Linked DNA regions of Mus musculus: region 2 is linked to region 1. Evidence: chromatin loops called from intact Hi-C (ENCODE). Cell type or tissue: heart. All regions are shown on one strand. Links, peaks and the distances in the headings refer to the core of each region. The heading gives the core; the rest is flanking DNA.

Region 1 (8,340 bases), core at 227-8,226:
TATGGTGAAACATGCTTCCATTATGAATTGGACTATATTCCAGAGCCCTTCAAAAAAGGATTAACTTGAATCAGCTGTTTCCTACCTTAGAACCCTTAATGAAGAATTTGTACCAGGGACTTTTGAAGTCCAAGTACACGAAATAGGATACCTGAATAATTCTACAAATCTGTTAAGTTTGATGAAAGAATATCCTGCATCACTTTTAAATCAGGGAGCATTTGTTATTAGTGTACTGAAGGACACCATCTATTAGTGAGAAGTACTATTTGATAATGAGATAGTATTCTGTATTTGGTATATAGCTTTTAGACTTGGCCTCAGTATTTAAGAAGATTGCTCAGTTTTCCTCAGCTGTATATAGGCCCTGCTGTGCTGAAGTAACCCACATTCTTGTATGTTGTATGAGATATTGAGATACATCCATTTATGGCAAAGGAAATCTGGAGTGAGAACTCATTATCTAAATAACATTTGACATGATCAAACATAACTTTGGAGGACTGCTGTCCCTTCAGTTGCTAAATAGACACACTGCACTTTAAAGGGGATCATATTTCATATTCAGCAAAATCAATTTCAGTTCATGTTCCGGTAGGCCTGTTGAAAAGCCATGCCTAAGTTATCACTTGGGCTTCTAAATAACTTTTGTTTCTTCAAGCTTTGCTTTGTACTATTTTCCCTCTTAGTGAATATTTCTCAATACCCTTGGGTAGACTGAGTGTGACTTCCCTTGGAAGCTCTGAGGGAATCATCCCCATATTTTGACTCTCCTCAATATAGCCTGGACACAGGATAGAATTAAACTTAGATTACAGGCAGTTTGTCATAAATGTTCATCTGAAGACAGAGACTTTTATTCCATAATATTTACCATAAGTGTCATACTCTAAGTGCCTTAAATGCCTCACTTATTCCTTCAGAACTTCCAAAGGCTTTGTAGGAGTTTTTTTAATTCTCATTTTTGGAAATTTCCATCCTAATCTATATATGAATCCTTCTTTATTAAAACTATTTCTTTCTTTCGATCATTCTAACATTTTATATTTGTTAATATCATAAGATACAATAAGTTTAACAAATAAATTCACATTCTACTATGACAACATTTATTCAGGGGTGGGGAACAAGGTATGTTTATCCCCTCTTTCTAAGTTCTCAATGGCACCACATCTCAAAATTATCATAGTTCAATGAAAGATGTCAGTGAGTTCACTGGGTTTACATACACAAAATTGACAAGGTGTTTCTTATGCGACTATGGATATTCTAAATCAGTCACATTAAAAAGGCCTTCCTCGGGCTGGAGCAATAGCGCAGTTGTTAAGAGCATGCACTGCTCTTCCAGAGGACCTCAGTTCAATTCCCAGTAAGCACATGGTGGCTTGCAACCATCTATAATGGAATCCAACGCCTTCTTCTGGTGTATCTGAGGACAGCTACAGTGTATATTCATGGACATTAAAAAAAAATCTTAAAAAAATGCCTTACTAGCACTTAGTAACTTATACTTGTCTGTTGGGATCTGTGAATATCAAAGTCATTGTATCCTTTGTTAGTATGCCACTTTTGGAGGTATGTGGATGGGAAAACTTTTAGGTTCTTTTGAGGAGCCATTAAATCTGTAAGGTAGAAGTTACTAGAATCAGAACAAAACAAAACATTAAGATGCAAAACGAATACTTTGTAAGTCTGATATTTCTTCTTTGTGTAATAGGGATACTATTGACTCGGTGGGACCATCAAGAATAATGGTGCCTACCATTTGATCTTGAACCATGTGGTTATATTACCTAAAGACCTGGTAAAATTAAATGGTCTATGCTTTATATCATTATCAAAAAAAGACACCAAGCCCCATGATTGCTTACATTTTAAGAGGATTCCCTAGGTGAAATTTAAAACAACAACTGAAGAAATAGTGGTTTTCTGTTGTATGAGAACTGGGCCCCTGAGTAAAGTAAACCTATTTCCCATCAGGGAATTCCGGGTTCTTGCATAGCCCCCTTATGACTTTCTTTGGGGCAGGAAGGAAGATGCTGATAGTATGAAAAAGAGGACTGGGAAGGCAGATGAGAGAAGAGACAGGAGCTGATTTCACATAGCACAGCAAAATCTTTGTGCTAACCCTGAGCCTAACCCTAAACCTGTAACCCTAACCACACTAACCCTAATCTAAACACTCTTTATCTTAATCCTAACCCTCTAATCCCCTAACTCTAACCCTGCATCCTGTAAGGGAGTTTTCTTAATTATTCCTTTTGAAGTGAGAAACCCTTGCTATATCTTGGTCTTTTGAGAGTTTAAGATCCACCTTTAATCCAGGCTACACATTCTTTCTGAAACCTACATACATAAAGGACCTTAAACAGGGAAGTTCTTTCAAATTGTCTACTTCTTTCCCTACATTTTTTAGCAAGGTGTTTTGTTTGTTCATTCATTCATTTTGTTTTGTTTTTAAACTGGCATTAGTAAGTACGTATTTCTTCAGAATTCTGGTAAGTTCTCAAGATCCGCTGAGATATCAAGCAATGTGAACTCAACAAGTCCTTGATTTTTCTTCTTTCCCTTGGCAATGAATGTGCTAAGCCATTATTGGACTAGGAGGACCACTGTCTGTGAGACATTCTATTAATCCCCTTTCTACATACATAAAGAAATTCGTCCTATGAGATGAGGTACGATTATCTGTACTAATACAACTGTGGTTTGTCTCCACCCTGCCACTGAGGAAGATGCGCTGGCTAACAACAGTGCTCTACACTGTTTGTCATCTCTTTCCTGGTTTTCTCCCAAGGTTGTTTCATACCTCTTTGGTGAAAAGGACCTGCATTTCCCCTGGTCCAGCATCAAGCTACAAAACAAAACTCTTGTATCCTAAAATCCTCTTTAGTGTTATTATCCTGGGCATCCTTCCACTGGTGAGCCAGATTGATAACTCCACTCCCAGTTTAGTAAAAGGCTAGCGACCTTGATTTCAGGAAGAAGGGGAAGTGCTGTGAGGAAAGCTCAAGCAAGCCAGGAAGTAGGTCATGGTGAGTGCAGGACCACTGCTACAACGGGAAGGAGCAGGCGGCTGAACAGCCTGAGCTGAAATGCTGTCTCCACTCCCACCGCTCGGAGGATAGACACAAATGCTAATGGAGAGCAAGTCAGACCAGAGATCTGGAAAAGGTCTGACCCAAGACTGGAAGCTCTATTTAACCTTGAGGAGGGGTAAGACTCATTGGGCAATCTAGGGCCCCAGGCGGATCTGCCAGTCAGACAATGAGGAGGGTTCTTCCGGGTGGCTTGCTGCACGTTCGTTTTGGAATGCAGGAGTGAATAGTCCTTTCCGTCCTGCTTTGAGTAATGCTGTTGGGTGCCATTGGGGACCTTAAGCGAGCTCCGAAGTTGAGACATGGTGAGTGCGAGATCACTGCCCACAAAGGGGAGGAGCAGGCGGATGAACAGCCGGAGCTGCAATGGTGGATCCTCCTCAAAGTCGGCCTGGGACCACAGATAGAGGAGGCTCTAGGAGGATAGGCACAAATGCCACCCGAATGCAAACCACTCCCGAGATCTGTAAAAGGACTGGACCGGGACAGGAAGCACACTTTAATCTAGAGGCGGGGTAAGACTCGCTGGCCAATCAAGGATTCCAGGGCGAACTGCCAGTCAGACAATGAGGCGGGGTCTTCCGGATGCCTTGCTGGAAGTTTGTTTTTGCTCTACAGGATTGAACCGTCTCTGTGTCTTGCTTTGAGCGCTGCTGTTGGGTGCTGTGAGTGGACCTCAAGTAAGCTCCGTTTTTGAAACATGGTAAGCGCATGGTTACTGTCTATAATGGGTAGGGGCAGGTGGCTGAGCAGTGGGAGCTGAGGTGGTGTGTCCTCTCTGGGGCTGTATGGGAAGCCTCAGCCAGATGTAACCAGATGTGGCCAATTGTGCGGTCCTTTGTGATGCTCCTCACTTGCTAAAACAGGCGGTGAACTCTGAATAACATCAGTATCAGGGCTGAATCAGCTCAAAACATTAGGATTAGGGGCTTGCTTGTAGAAATTTCACGGGCAGGATGCCAAACTTGGAGAGCCCTAGTTTCTCTTGAATCTTCTATAAGTTTTGCCCCCAGCATTTACCTATTAAGTATAAGATCCATTTGTAGTTAATTTTGTGGAGCTGTTAAAAGGCATCTCATGTGTTGGGTAGCACTCCCATACTAAGCTGAGATGTAGAAGAGTAGAATTGATGATTTAAATGGTTTACCAAGCTTAAGAAATAGTGACAGTAAGTAGCATTTAGCTGATGGAGGACTGTGTCAAAAACACCCCACAGGTTAGTATGCTAAGCAGGCCGGTTAGAGACTAGGATGCTAGGATTCACATGTTTGCTCCCCAGGTTTGTCTACACAGCTGGCTCCAAACTATAACAAAGGAGAGACAACTGTGATGTACAACCAGCCACTTGGCACATGCTCAAAGCAAAAAGCAGGTCTGTAACAAGCTGCTCAATCCATCATTACAGAGTCACAACCAACATTAATGCCTGGTGTGCCTAAAGCTCCCGTTTTCTAATTGAGAAAAGCATAGTTCTGCCACATGGAAAAATTACACTGGTTGACATCCATTTGAGAAGGAAAAACACCTATGTGCTTGCAGACAGGAGCTGAGCATGGCTGTCCTCTGAGAGGCTCTACCAGTAACTGAGACAGATGCAGATACTTACAGCCAACCAATGGACTCCAGTCAGGGACCCTATGGAAGAGTTAGGGGAAGGATTGAAGGAGCTGTATGGTATACCAGTCCCTTAAGAAGACCAATAGTATCATGTAACCTAGACCCCTGGGAGCTCACAGAGACGAAGCCATCAACCAAAGAGAATACATGGGCTGGTCCATGGTCCCAGGAACATATGTAGCAGAGGACTGCATTGTCTGTACCGAATAGGAGACTATACACCTAATCTTGTAGACTTGATTCCCCCGGGAAGAAGAATGAGGAAGGTGAGGAGTGGGTGAGAGGAGTGGAGATGGGGTGATGGGGCAAGGTCTCAAAGGCAAAGGGAAGGGGGAGGAGGGTAAAGAACCTTGGGAGGGAACCAGATCATGGGCCACAGTTAGAATGTAAATAAATAAACAGAGAGAGATGGAGAGACTGAGACTGTTGTATGGAGGGCTACCCTTATCAAGTAATCTTTCCCTAAAGTTCTCATGTATAAAGAGTGATATAACTCCTTCTCAAACCCAGGAACATATTTGCAGAGCCAATAATGGACTGGAGCCTAGGCCTTGGGAGCTTTTTTTGTGGCTACAATGTATTGAGAATTAAATAGATCTCCCTTTCTAAAGCTTGGAAAGTCCTTGGGCGAGATGGTAATTTCCTGGGGCCAAGGCCTTCATGACAATTTATATCCTCAGAACGCAACTTTTTTTTTCTTTTCTTTTTCTTTTTTTTTTTCTTTTTTTTTCTGGTGTTTTGAGACAAGGTTTCTCTGTGTTGCCCTGGCTGTCCTAGAACTCACTCTGTAGACCATACTGGCCTTGAACTCAGAAATCTGCCTGCCTCTACCTCCTGAGTGCTGGGATTAAAGCGTACTCAAACACTGCCCAGGAGTAATGTTCTTGAGATATGGGGTAACCTCCTTATGCACCTTCTTAGAGGAAGGTGAGGTCTTCTTACAAGTCTCCCATTGATTTCCATCTTCCCTCTGTAAGTAGAATACAAGCTGCTATTCTTAAGAGCTTTACTTAGCACAAGACATGGCTTTTGCAACACCTCTCCACCACAACTTTTATTCATTCTTTTTTGTTTTATATATATATATATATATAATATGTGTATTTGATTGCTCTCTTCAGAAACAACAAACAGAAGAGGGCATCAGATCCCATTACAGATGGTTGTGAGCCACCATGTGGTTGCTGGGAATTGAATGCAGGACCCCTGGAAGAGCACTTGGCACTCTTAACTGCTAAGCCATCTCTCCAGCCCACTTTTATACATTCTACCTTCTACTTTTTGGCTTTTTCATCCTCTAGGCTCTTGGACTTTGGGCCCTGTCACTGAAGAATCACCCTTTGTATTAGGGCACTGGTGTAATTAAGAAATAGATTCTGGGCCCATTGGTCGTGCAAACTTTATCTGCCTCAATACAGGGGAACGCCAGGGCAAGAAGTGGGAGTGGGTGGGTAGGGGAGTGGGTGGAGGGTATGGGGGACTTTTGAGATAGCATTGTAAATTTAAATGTGGAAAAGACCTAATAAAAAAATTAAAAAAAAAAAACGAAATAGTGTCTGGAATATCTTTGCTGTAAAAATCTCCCATCTACCTCATTGGCTAGACTCTCCTGTTCCTATTTAAACTGTCTAAAGTATAACATGAAGCCTGATCCTAAAAGAACATAGACAGAGCTGAATTTGTGCTATCATTATAGAGATTTTTTTTAAAGTAATCTTTAATTGTGTGTAGAGTGATTTCTCCTGGGAAGGCATGTGAAGTCTAAGACAACTGTATCTTCAGCCTTTAGAAAGATGTTTCCAAGAAAAACTTTATTGTCTCAGGTCACCTTGCTGCCAGTCTGTAGGTCCCCAGGGAAATGACCTTGCTTGCCTCTTGATTAAACTTCCTAAATTCTTTAGTTAAAAGGCTGTACCCCAACAGAGTTTTTAAATTACCCATTGGAGTCATGGAGTGAACTGTCCATTGCAGCAACAGGAAAAGGATGGGCATGTGGAGCACGGCTTCTGCCTTCCGACCAGAGCATGGGGAACAGGTTCCTGTGTACACTGCACAGTGAAATAGGATAGGCAGTAGCTACATCACAGATTAAAGTTTAAGGGAGTCAGCTGCAGGGGGCACCTTTATGAAGAAAGACCTGATACAAGCAGGGTGAGTGAGTGTGTAATTTCCCAGCATGTATTAATTCATGTATGTGAAGAAAAACAGACCAGATTGCAGGGGTGTACAGTTTGGGTACGTTAGCTTGAGCCAGTGAATATTGACTTATCCATTAGGAGACTGCCTTGTGGAGATGTGTGGAATGCTCACTGATATAGTTAAGTCAGCTCAAAAAATTGAGACATAAACAATTGGCTCTGCTGTGTTTGTCAGCAGTAACATTGCACATAGGGACAAGGTCACACACTGTCTTATTAATGCCATTCTCTCTACCAGGTATGTCTGCTCTTTTTTAAAGGTAGTATATGTATCTGTTTTCTTCAGATATATTTATTTATCTTTTTAAAAGGTCAGTTGTTGGTATTACTTTTTGAATTTCATTTTCTGTATGTATCACTGCTGTAATCTCTTGTTCGTTTCTATTCTCCAAAGTTTCCTCATCATTAAGAATTTCATTCCCTTTGTTCAGAGGCTTTCATATTTGTTTCTGTTTAGAGCAATGTCTTCTGTAGCTGAGACCTTGGTCATTATATGTAGTTAAGACTTGCTTTGAAAACCTAATCCTGGCTCTGCTGCACTGTGCCTTCAAGACAGTCATACACCTCCTTTCAGGCTGGGCACTATTGCTCTGTGTGAAGAAAAATGAGTATCCTCTAACCTCCATGTCTCTTTTGTGGGAATTACAGATAAAGAGGGACAGTGTAACAATTGAGTTCATCGACCAGCTTTGAAGCTTGTGTAGTCACAGCACAGAAAGGCTATGGAGGGCAGAAAGCGGGAGCTTTCCTGTTTTGACAGTAGTTGGCTTTAGTGATGAGTACTCAGGTAATCAATTTTAGATTTTCAGTAAAAGTCCAAACTGGCCATTTTGGGAAGTTCACAGACCAGGGCAATCAAGAATCTGCATGTAAACTGAATTTATTTCTAGAAACCAAATTTCTGTAGTTACACTTGTTCAACCAACACAGAAGATCTGTACAAACAGGTGTCGCTGGGCATACCAGGATTGTTATATTTTTGTCCAATAGTACACAGCCTGCAAGAAAATGTATGAATAATACTTGGTGTGTTCTAATACATATGTCTAGTCCATGAACAATATTGTACCATAAAGACTGTTCAACATTTAAAATAATATTTGAGGTCATAATTAATCATTTGAACCGTCTCATTTTTTCCCACTGCTAAGTCTCAAACCCTGGGACAAATGACTGAGGTGCCTATCTAACAAATCAAAGCGGATGTGGCTGTCAATTCTCCTTGACATTCTAGTTCCTTCCTGTTACAAGGTGTGCCTGTTAGGACTGCCCCGCTAGGCCAGGGGTTGGTCTGTCTCTCAACTGCCCTTTCTTTTGTAATTCAACCATTTGATTAACTGGTCTTTTTTTATTTATCGTTTACTCCGCTGACTGACTGGTTATTTTTTCTAGACTAATAGGTTATTTCTCTGCCTTTGAAATCCGCC
Region 2 (8,340 bases), core at 24-8,023, 62 kb before region 1:
TGTTGGTTGCCATTTTGGCCTACTGACAGTGTCCTTTGCCATGCAGAAGCTTTGCAATTTTATGAGGTTCCATTTATCTATTGTTGATCTTAGAGCATAAGCCATTGGTGTTCTGTTCAGGACATTTCTCCCTGTGCCCATGAGATGGAGGCTCCTCCCCACTTTCTCTTCTATTAGTTTCAATGTATCTGGTTTTATGTGGAGGTCTTCGATCCACTTGGACTTGAGCTTCATACAAGGAGATAAGAATGGATCAATTTGCAGTCTTCTACATGCTGACATCCAGTTGAACCAGCACCATTTGTAGAAAATGTTGTCTTTTGTCCACTGGATGTGTTTAGATCTTTTATCAAAGATCAACTGACCATAGTTGTGAGAGTTCATTTCTGGGTCTTCAATTATATTCCTTTGATCAAAGGGCTCTTTTATGGAATTCATGTCCTCTGGTTTACATGGCCACTACAAATACCTGAGCTTCCATCCTTAGCTAATTTGAAGAAATGGTTATATGGCATGTATCTTAACACTCCTATATTTGGTCTTTCCATATCTTCACATTTCTCACAAATCTTCCTTCCTTTCCATGAATCCAACACTGATATGCTATGGCAAGATGAATGATGAGTGAACTGGCAATATAGTCCTCTGCAAGGGAATATCTGTACTTTTTGGTGTTTGTACAAAGGCTCATTCTACATTTTTTAACTGATGAAACTGGAGATCTAGAAAGAGCAAGAATCATGTTACCTCAGAGAAAAATGCTTCTACAGGGCCAAAATATAACTAACTAAACAAATAGATTCTGAAAATAAACAGGAACTTGAATTCGGTATTTATAGTAGGAGTGTGTTATGTGCATGACATAACATATGCAGAAGTCAGACTGTTAGGACTATTATAATTTCTATTCAGGATGTAGTTAAGAAGATAATCAGGGGGCTGGTGAGATGGCTCAGTGGGTTAGAGCACCCGACTGCTCTTCCGAAGGTCCAGAGTTCAAATCCCAGCAACCACATGGTGGCTCACAACCATCCGTAACAAAATCTGACCCCCTCTTCTGAGTGTCTGAAGACAGCTACAATGTACTTACATATAATAAATAAATAAATAAATAAATCTTTAAAAAAAAAAGAAGATAATCAGGGCAGTATTAACTTATTATAGGAAGAGAATAGGAAAGAATACAATTTAAAAACCAATGTCAATGTTTGTGCTGGGTGTTAGAAGACTGATTTTTTTGGCCTTGTAAGAATAGTAGTATGCTGGAAACACTTGAGGAATTTTGAACCAATCAGTTAATATTCAACCACTGGCTCTCCTCATTACAACATTGTGTGATATATGAAGAGTTAAATTTGGAGGAAATATTTTTAGCATCATTGTTAATTAGTTATGTTCAGTATGGTGAAACCTACTTCCATTATGAATTGGACTATATTCCAGAGCCCTTTAAAAAAGGATATAACTTGAATCAGCTGTTTGCTACCTTAGAACCCTTAATGAAGAATATATACCAGGGACTTTTAACGTCCATGTACAGGACATAAGATACCTGAATAATTCTACAAATCTGTTAAGTTTAATGCAAGAATATCCTGCATCACTTTTTTGTTCTTGTTTTTGTTTTTGTTTTTTGTTTTTTTTCGAGACAGGGTTTCACTGTATAGCCCTGGCTGTCCTGGAACTCACTCTGTATACCAGGCTGGCCTCAAACTCAGAAATCCGCCTGCCTCTGCCTCCCAAGTGCTGGGATTAAAGGCATGGGCCACCTCGCCCAGACTGCATCACTTTTAAATCAGGGAGCATTTATGATTAGTGTACTGAAGGACACAATCTATTAGTGAGAAGTACTATTTGATAATGAGATAGTATTCTGTATTTGGTATATAGCTTTTAGACTTGGCCTCAGTATTTAAGAAGATTGCTCAGTTTTCTCAGCTGCATATAGGCCCTGCCTTGCTGAAGTAACCCACATTTTTGTATGTTATATGGGATATTGAGATACATCCAGTTATGACAAAGGAAATCTGGAGTGAGAATTCATTATCTAAATAACATTTGACATGATCAAACATAACTTTTGAGGACTGCTGTCCCTTCAATTGCTAAATAGACACACTGCACTTTAAAGGGGATCATATTTCATATTCAGCAAAATCAATTTCAGTTTATGTTCTGTTAGGCCTGTTGAAAATCCATGCCTAAGTTATCACTTGGGCTTCTAAATAACCTTTGTTTCTTCAAGCTTTGCTTTGTACTATTTACCCTCTTAGTGAACATTTCTCAAATCCCTTGCGTGGACTGAGTGTGACTTCCCTTGGAAGCTCTGAGGGAATCATCCCTATATTGTGACTCTCCTCAATGTAGACTGGACACAGGATAGAATTAAACTTAGATTACAGGCAGTTTGTTATAAATGTTCATCTGAAGACAGAGACTTTTATTCCATATGTATTTACCATAAGTGTCATACTCTAAGTGCCTTAAATGCCTCACTTATTCCTTCAGAACTTCCAAAGGCTTTGTAGGATTTTTTTTTTATTCTCATTTTTGGAAATTTCCAACCTAATCTATATATAAATCCTTCTTTATTAAAACTATTTCTTTCTTTCGATCATTCTAACATTTCATATGTGTTAATATCATAAGATACAATAAGTTTAACAAACAAATTCACAAGCTACTATGAGAACATTTATTCAGAGGTGGGGAACAAGCAATGTTTATCCCCTCTTTCTAAGTCTCAATGGCAGGACATCTCAAAATTATCGTAGTTCAATGAAAGATGTCAGTGAATTCACTAGGTTTACATACACAAAATTGACAAGGTGTTTCTTATGAGACTGTGGCTATTCTAAAATCAGTCACATTAAAAATGCCTTCCACGGGCTGGGCGTGGTGGCGCACGCCTTTAATCCCAGCACTCGGGAGGCAGAGGCAGGCAGATTTCTGAGTTCGAGGCCAGCCTGGTCTACAGAGTGAGTTCCAGGACAGCCAGGGCTACACAGAGAAACCCTGTCTCGAAAAACCAAAAAAAAAAAAAAAGCCTTCCTCAGGCTGGAGCAATGGCTCAGTGGTTAAGAGCATGTACTGCTCTTCCAGAGGACCTCAGTTCAATTCCCAGTAAGTACATGGTGGCTTGCAACCATCTATAATGGAATCCAACGCCCTCTTCTGGTGTGTCTGAAGAAAGGTACAGTGTATATTCATGGACAAAAAAAAAAAATCTTAAAAAAAAATGCCTTACTAGCACTTAGTAACTTATCCTGTCTGTTGGGATCTGTGAGTATCAAAGTCTTTGTTTCCTTTGTTAGTATGCCACTTTTGGAGGCATGTGGCTGGGAAAACTTTTAAGTTCTTTTGAGGAGCCATTAAATCTATAAGGTAGAAGTAACTAGAATCAGAACAAAACAAAACATTAAGATGCAAAATGAATGCCTTGTAAGTTGAATATTTCTTCCTTGTGTAATAGGGATACTATTGACTAGATGGGACCATTGAGAATAATGGTGGGTATCATTTGATCTTGTGCCATGTGGTTATATTACTTAAAGACCTGGTAAAATTAAATGGCCTATGTTTTATGATATCATTATCAATCATTACCAAGTCCCATGATTGCTTACATTTTATGAGGATTCCCTAAGTGAAATTTAGAACAACCGAAGAAGTAGTGGGTTTCTGTTGTATGTGAACTGGGCCCTTGAGTAGAGTAAACCTATTTCCCATCAGGGAATTCCGGGTTCTTGCATAGCCCCCTTATGACTTTCCTTGGGGCAGGAAGGAAGATGCTGATACTATGAAAAAGAGGACTGGGAAGGCAGATGAGAGAAGAGACAGGAGCTGATTTCACATAGCACAGCAAAATCTTTGTGCTAACCCTGAGCCTAACCCTAAACCTGTAACCCTAACCACTCTAACCCTAATCTAAACAATCTTTATCTTAATCCTAACCCTCTAATCCCCTAACTCTAACCCTGTATCTTGTAAGGGAGTTTTCTTAATTATTCCTTTTGAAGTGAGAAACCCTTGCTATATCTTGGTCTTTTGAGAATTTAAGATCCACCTTTAATCCAGGCTACACATTCTTTCTGAAACCTACATACATAAAGGACCTTAAACAGGGAAGTTCTTTCAAATTGTCTACTTCTTTCCCTACATTTTTTAGCAAGGTGTTTTGTTTGTTCATTCATTCATTTGTTTTGTTTCTAAACTGGCATTAGTAAGTACGTATTTCCTCAGAATTATGGTAAGTACTCAAGATCCGCTGAGATATCAAGCAATGTGAACTCAACAAGTCCTTGATTTTTCTTGTTTCCCTTGGCAATGAACGTGCTCAGCCATTATTGGGCTAGGAGGACCACTGTCTGTGAGACATTCTATTAATCCCCTTTCTACATACATAGAGAAATTCGTCCTACAAGATGAGGTATGATTATCTGTACTAATACAACTGTGGTTTGTCTCAACCTTGCCACTGAGGAAGATGTATTGGCTAACAACAGTGCTCTACACTGTTTGTCATCTCTTTCCTGCTTTTCTCCCAAGGTTGTTTCATACCTTTTTGGTGAAAAGGACCTGCAGTTTCCCTGAAGCCAGCATCAAGCTACAAAACAAAACCCTTGTTTCCTAAAATCTGCTTTCATATTAATATCCTGGGCATCCTTCCACTGGTGAGCCAGATTGATACCTCCACTCTCAGTTCAGTAAAAGGCTAGCGAACCTTGATTTCAGGAAAAAGGGGAAGTGCTGTGAGGAAAGCTCAAGCAAGCCAGGAAGTAGGTCATGGTGAGTGCAGGACCACTGCCACAAATGGAAGGATCGGGCAGCTGAACAGTCTGAGCTGAAATGCTGTGTCCTCTCCCACCGCTTGGAGGATAGACACAAATTCTAATGGAGAGCAAGTCAGACCAGAGTTCTGGAAAAGGTCTGACCTGGGACTAGAAGCTCTATTTAACCTTGAGGAGGGGTAAGACTCACTGGCCAATCAAGGCCCCCAGGCGGACCTGTCAGTCAGACAGAGAGGGTTGTTCCGGATAACTTGCTGCAGGTTTGTTTTGGAGTGCAGGAGTGAATAGTCCTTTCTGTCCTGCTTTGAGTACTGCTGTTGGGTGCCATGGGGGGACCTTAAGCAAGCTCTGAAGTTGAGACATGGTGAGTGCGAGATCACTGCCCAAAAAGGGGAGGGGCAGGCGGATGAACAGCCAGAGCTGCAATGGTGGATCCTCCTCTAGGGCTGCACGGGACGAAGATAGAGGAGGCTCTAGGAGGACAGGCACAAAGGCTACCCGAATGCAAAGCACTCCCGAGATCTGTAAAAGGACTGGCCCCGGACAGGAAGCACACTTTAAACTAGAGGAGGGGTAAGACTCGCTGGCCAATCAAGGCTTCTGGGCGGAACTGCCATTCATACTTTGAGGCGGGGTCTAACGGTTGCCTGCTTGAAGTTTGTTTTTGCTCTGCAGGATTAAACAGTTCTCTGTATCCTGCTTTGAGCGCTGCTGTTGGGTGCTGTGAGGGGACCTCAAGTAAGCTCCATTTTTGAAACATGGTAAGCACATGGTTACTGTCTATAATGGATAGGGGCAGGTGGCTGAGCAGTGGGAACTGAGGTGGTGGGTCCTCTCTTGGGCTGGATGGGGAGCCTCAGCCAGATGTAACCCAATGTGGCCAATTGTGTGTTCCTTTGTGATGCTCCTCACTTGCTAAAACAGGCGGTGAACTCTGAATAACATCAGTATCAGGGCTGAATCAGCTCAAAACATTAGGATTAGAGGCTTGCTTGTAGAAATATCACGGGCAGGATGCCAAACTTGTAGAGCCCTGGTTTCTCTTGAGTCTTCTGTAAGTTTTGCCCCTAGCATTTACCTATTAAGTATAAGATCCATTTGTAGTTAATTTTGTGGAGCTGTTAAAAGGCATCTCATGTGTTGGGTAGCACTCCCATATTAATTGAGATGTAGAAGAGTAGAATTGATGATGTAAAGGGTTTACCAAGCTTAGGAAATAGTGACAGTAAGTAGCATTTAGCTGATGGAGGACTGTGTCAAAAACACCCCACAGGTTAGTATGCTAAGCAGGCCGGTTAGAGACTAGGATGCTAGGATTCACATGTTTGCTCCCCAGGTTTGTCTACACAGCTGGCTCCAAACTATAACAAAGGAGAGACAACTGTGATGTACAACCAGCCACTTGGCCCATGCTCAAAGCAAAAAGCAGGTCTGTAACAAGCTGCTCAATCCATCATTACAGAGTCACAACCAACATTAATGCCTGGTGTGCCTAAAGCTCCCATTTTCTAATTGAGAAAAGCATAGTTCTCCCACTCCACTGGTTGACATCCATTTGAGAAGGAAAAACACCTATGTGCTTGCAGACAGGAGCCGAGCATGGCTGTCCTCTGAGAGGCTCTACCAGCATCTGAGACAGATGCAGATACTTACAGCCAACAAATGGACTCCGGTCAGGGAACCCTATGGAAGAGTTAGGGGAAGGATTGAAGGAGCTGTAGGGGATGCCAGTCCCTTAAGAAGACCTATAGTGTCATGTAACCTAGACCCCTAGGAGCTCACAGAGACCAATCCATCAACCAAAGAGAATACATGGGCTGGTCCATGGTCCCAGGAACATATGTAGCAGAGGACTGCATCGTCTGTACCGAATAGGAGACTATACACCTAATCTTGTAGACTTGATTCCCCCGGGAAGAAGAAAGAGGAAGGTGAGGAGTGGATGAGAGGAGTGGAGATGGGGTGATGGAGCATGGTCTCAAAGACAAAGGGAAGGGGGAGGAGGGTAAAGAACCTTGGGGGGAACCAGATCATGGGCCACAGTTAGAATGTAAATAAATATACAGAGAGAGAGATGGAGAGACTGAGACTGTTGTATGGAGGGCTAGCCTTATCAAGTAAATCTTTCCCTAAAGTTCTCATGTATAAAGAATGATATAACTCCTTCTCAAACCCAGGAACATACTTGGCAGAGCCAATAATGGTCTGGAGCCTAGGCCTTGGGAGCTTTTTCTGAGGTTACAATGTATTGAGAATTAAATAGAGCTCCCTTTCTAAAGCCAGGAAAGTCCTTGGGAGAGCTGGTAATGGCCTGGGGCCAAGGCCTTCATGACAATATATATCTTCAGAACCCAACTCTTTTTTTTTCTTTTCTTTTCTTTTTTTTTTTTTTTTCTGTTTTTTTGAGACAAGTTTTCTCTGTGTTGCCCTGGCTGTCCTTGAACTCACTCTGTAGATCAGGCTGGCCTTGAACTCAGAAATCCGCCTGCCTTGCCTCCCGAGTGCTGGGATTAAAGCATGTGCCACCACTGCCCAGGAGTAACATTCTTGAGATAAGGGGTAATCTCCTTGTGCAGCTTCTTAGACGAAGGTGAGGTCTTCTTAGAAGTCTCCCATTGATTTCCATCTTCCCTCTGAAAGTAGAATACAAGCTGCTATTCTTAAGAGCTTTACTTAGCACAAGACATGGCTTCTGCAAGACCTCCCCACCACACACAACTTTAATCATTCTTTTTTTCTTTTTTTAAACATGTATATGTATATATGTTGTATATGATTGCTCTCTTCAGAAACACCAGAAGAGGGCATCAGATCCCATTACAGATGGTTGTGAGCCACAATGTGGTTGCTGGGAATTGAATGCAGGAATCCTGGAAGAGCATTCGGCACTCTTAGCCACTAAGGCATCTCTCCAGCCCACTTTTATACATTCTACCTTCTACTTTTTGGCTTTTTCATCCTCTGGGCTCTTGGACTTTGGGCCCTGTCACTGAAGAATCACCCTTTGTATTAGGGCACTGGTGTAATTAAGAAATAGTTTCTGGAATATCTTTGCTGGAAACATCTCCCATCTACCTCATTGGCTAGACTCTCCTGTCACTATTTAAACTGTCTAAAGTATAACATGAAGCCTGATCCTAAAAGAACATAGACAGAGCTGAATTTGTGCTATCATTATAGAGATTTTTTTTAAAGTAATCTTTGTGTATAAAGTGATTTCTCCTGGGAAGGCATGTGAAGTCTAACACAACTGTATCTTCAGCCTTTTAGAAAGATGTTTCCTAGAAAAGCTTTGTTGACTCAGGTCACCTTGCTGCCAGTCTGTAGGTCCCCAGAGAAATGACCTTGCTTGCCTCTTGATTAAACTTCCTAAATTCTTTAGTTAAAAGGCTGTACCCCAACAGAGTTTTAAAATTGCCCATTGGAGTCATGGAGTGAACTGTCCATTGCAGCAACAGGAAAAGGACGGGCATGTGGAGCACGGCTTCTGCCTTCAGACCAGAGCATGGGGGGCAGGTTGCTGTGTACACTGCACAGTGAAATAGGATAG

The links. Peaks named below come from ENCODE experiments on the same cell type or tissue, not always from the same donor. Only the 100,000 strongest peaks of a DNase experiment are listed, where the experiment ranks them.
Region 2: a loop joins it to region 1, with 5 times the contacts of the local background. A loop is called at or near these places in 3 of 42 quality-filtered maps.

Annotation. Positions count from the first base shown.
Region 1 is chr13:74,458,043-74,466,382 of GRCm38, reverse strand. E430024I08Rik (a long non-coding RNA gene) reads left to right here and starts at 2,771. Exons shown (of 8, transcript XR_003950546.1): 1 at 2,771-3,174; 2 at 3,717-3,801. In heart, for the core only: no CTCF peak of the experiment used is centred there; a DNase peak (open chromatin) is centred at 3,592; H3K4me3 peaks cover 1,501 bases; H3K27ac peaks cover 1,156 bases.
Region 2 is chr13:74,519,565-74,527,904 of GRCm38, reverse strand. It overlaps the pseudogene Gm20590. Among named protein-coding and RNA genes, the nearest start is that of Zfp825, 30 kb to the right of the region's middle. In heart, for the core only: a CTCF peak has its summit at 4,877; a DNase peak (open chromatin) is centred at 5,294; H3K4me3 peaks cover 1,518 bases; H3K27ac peaks cover 1,356 bases.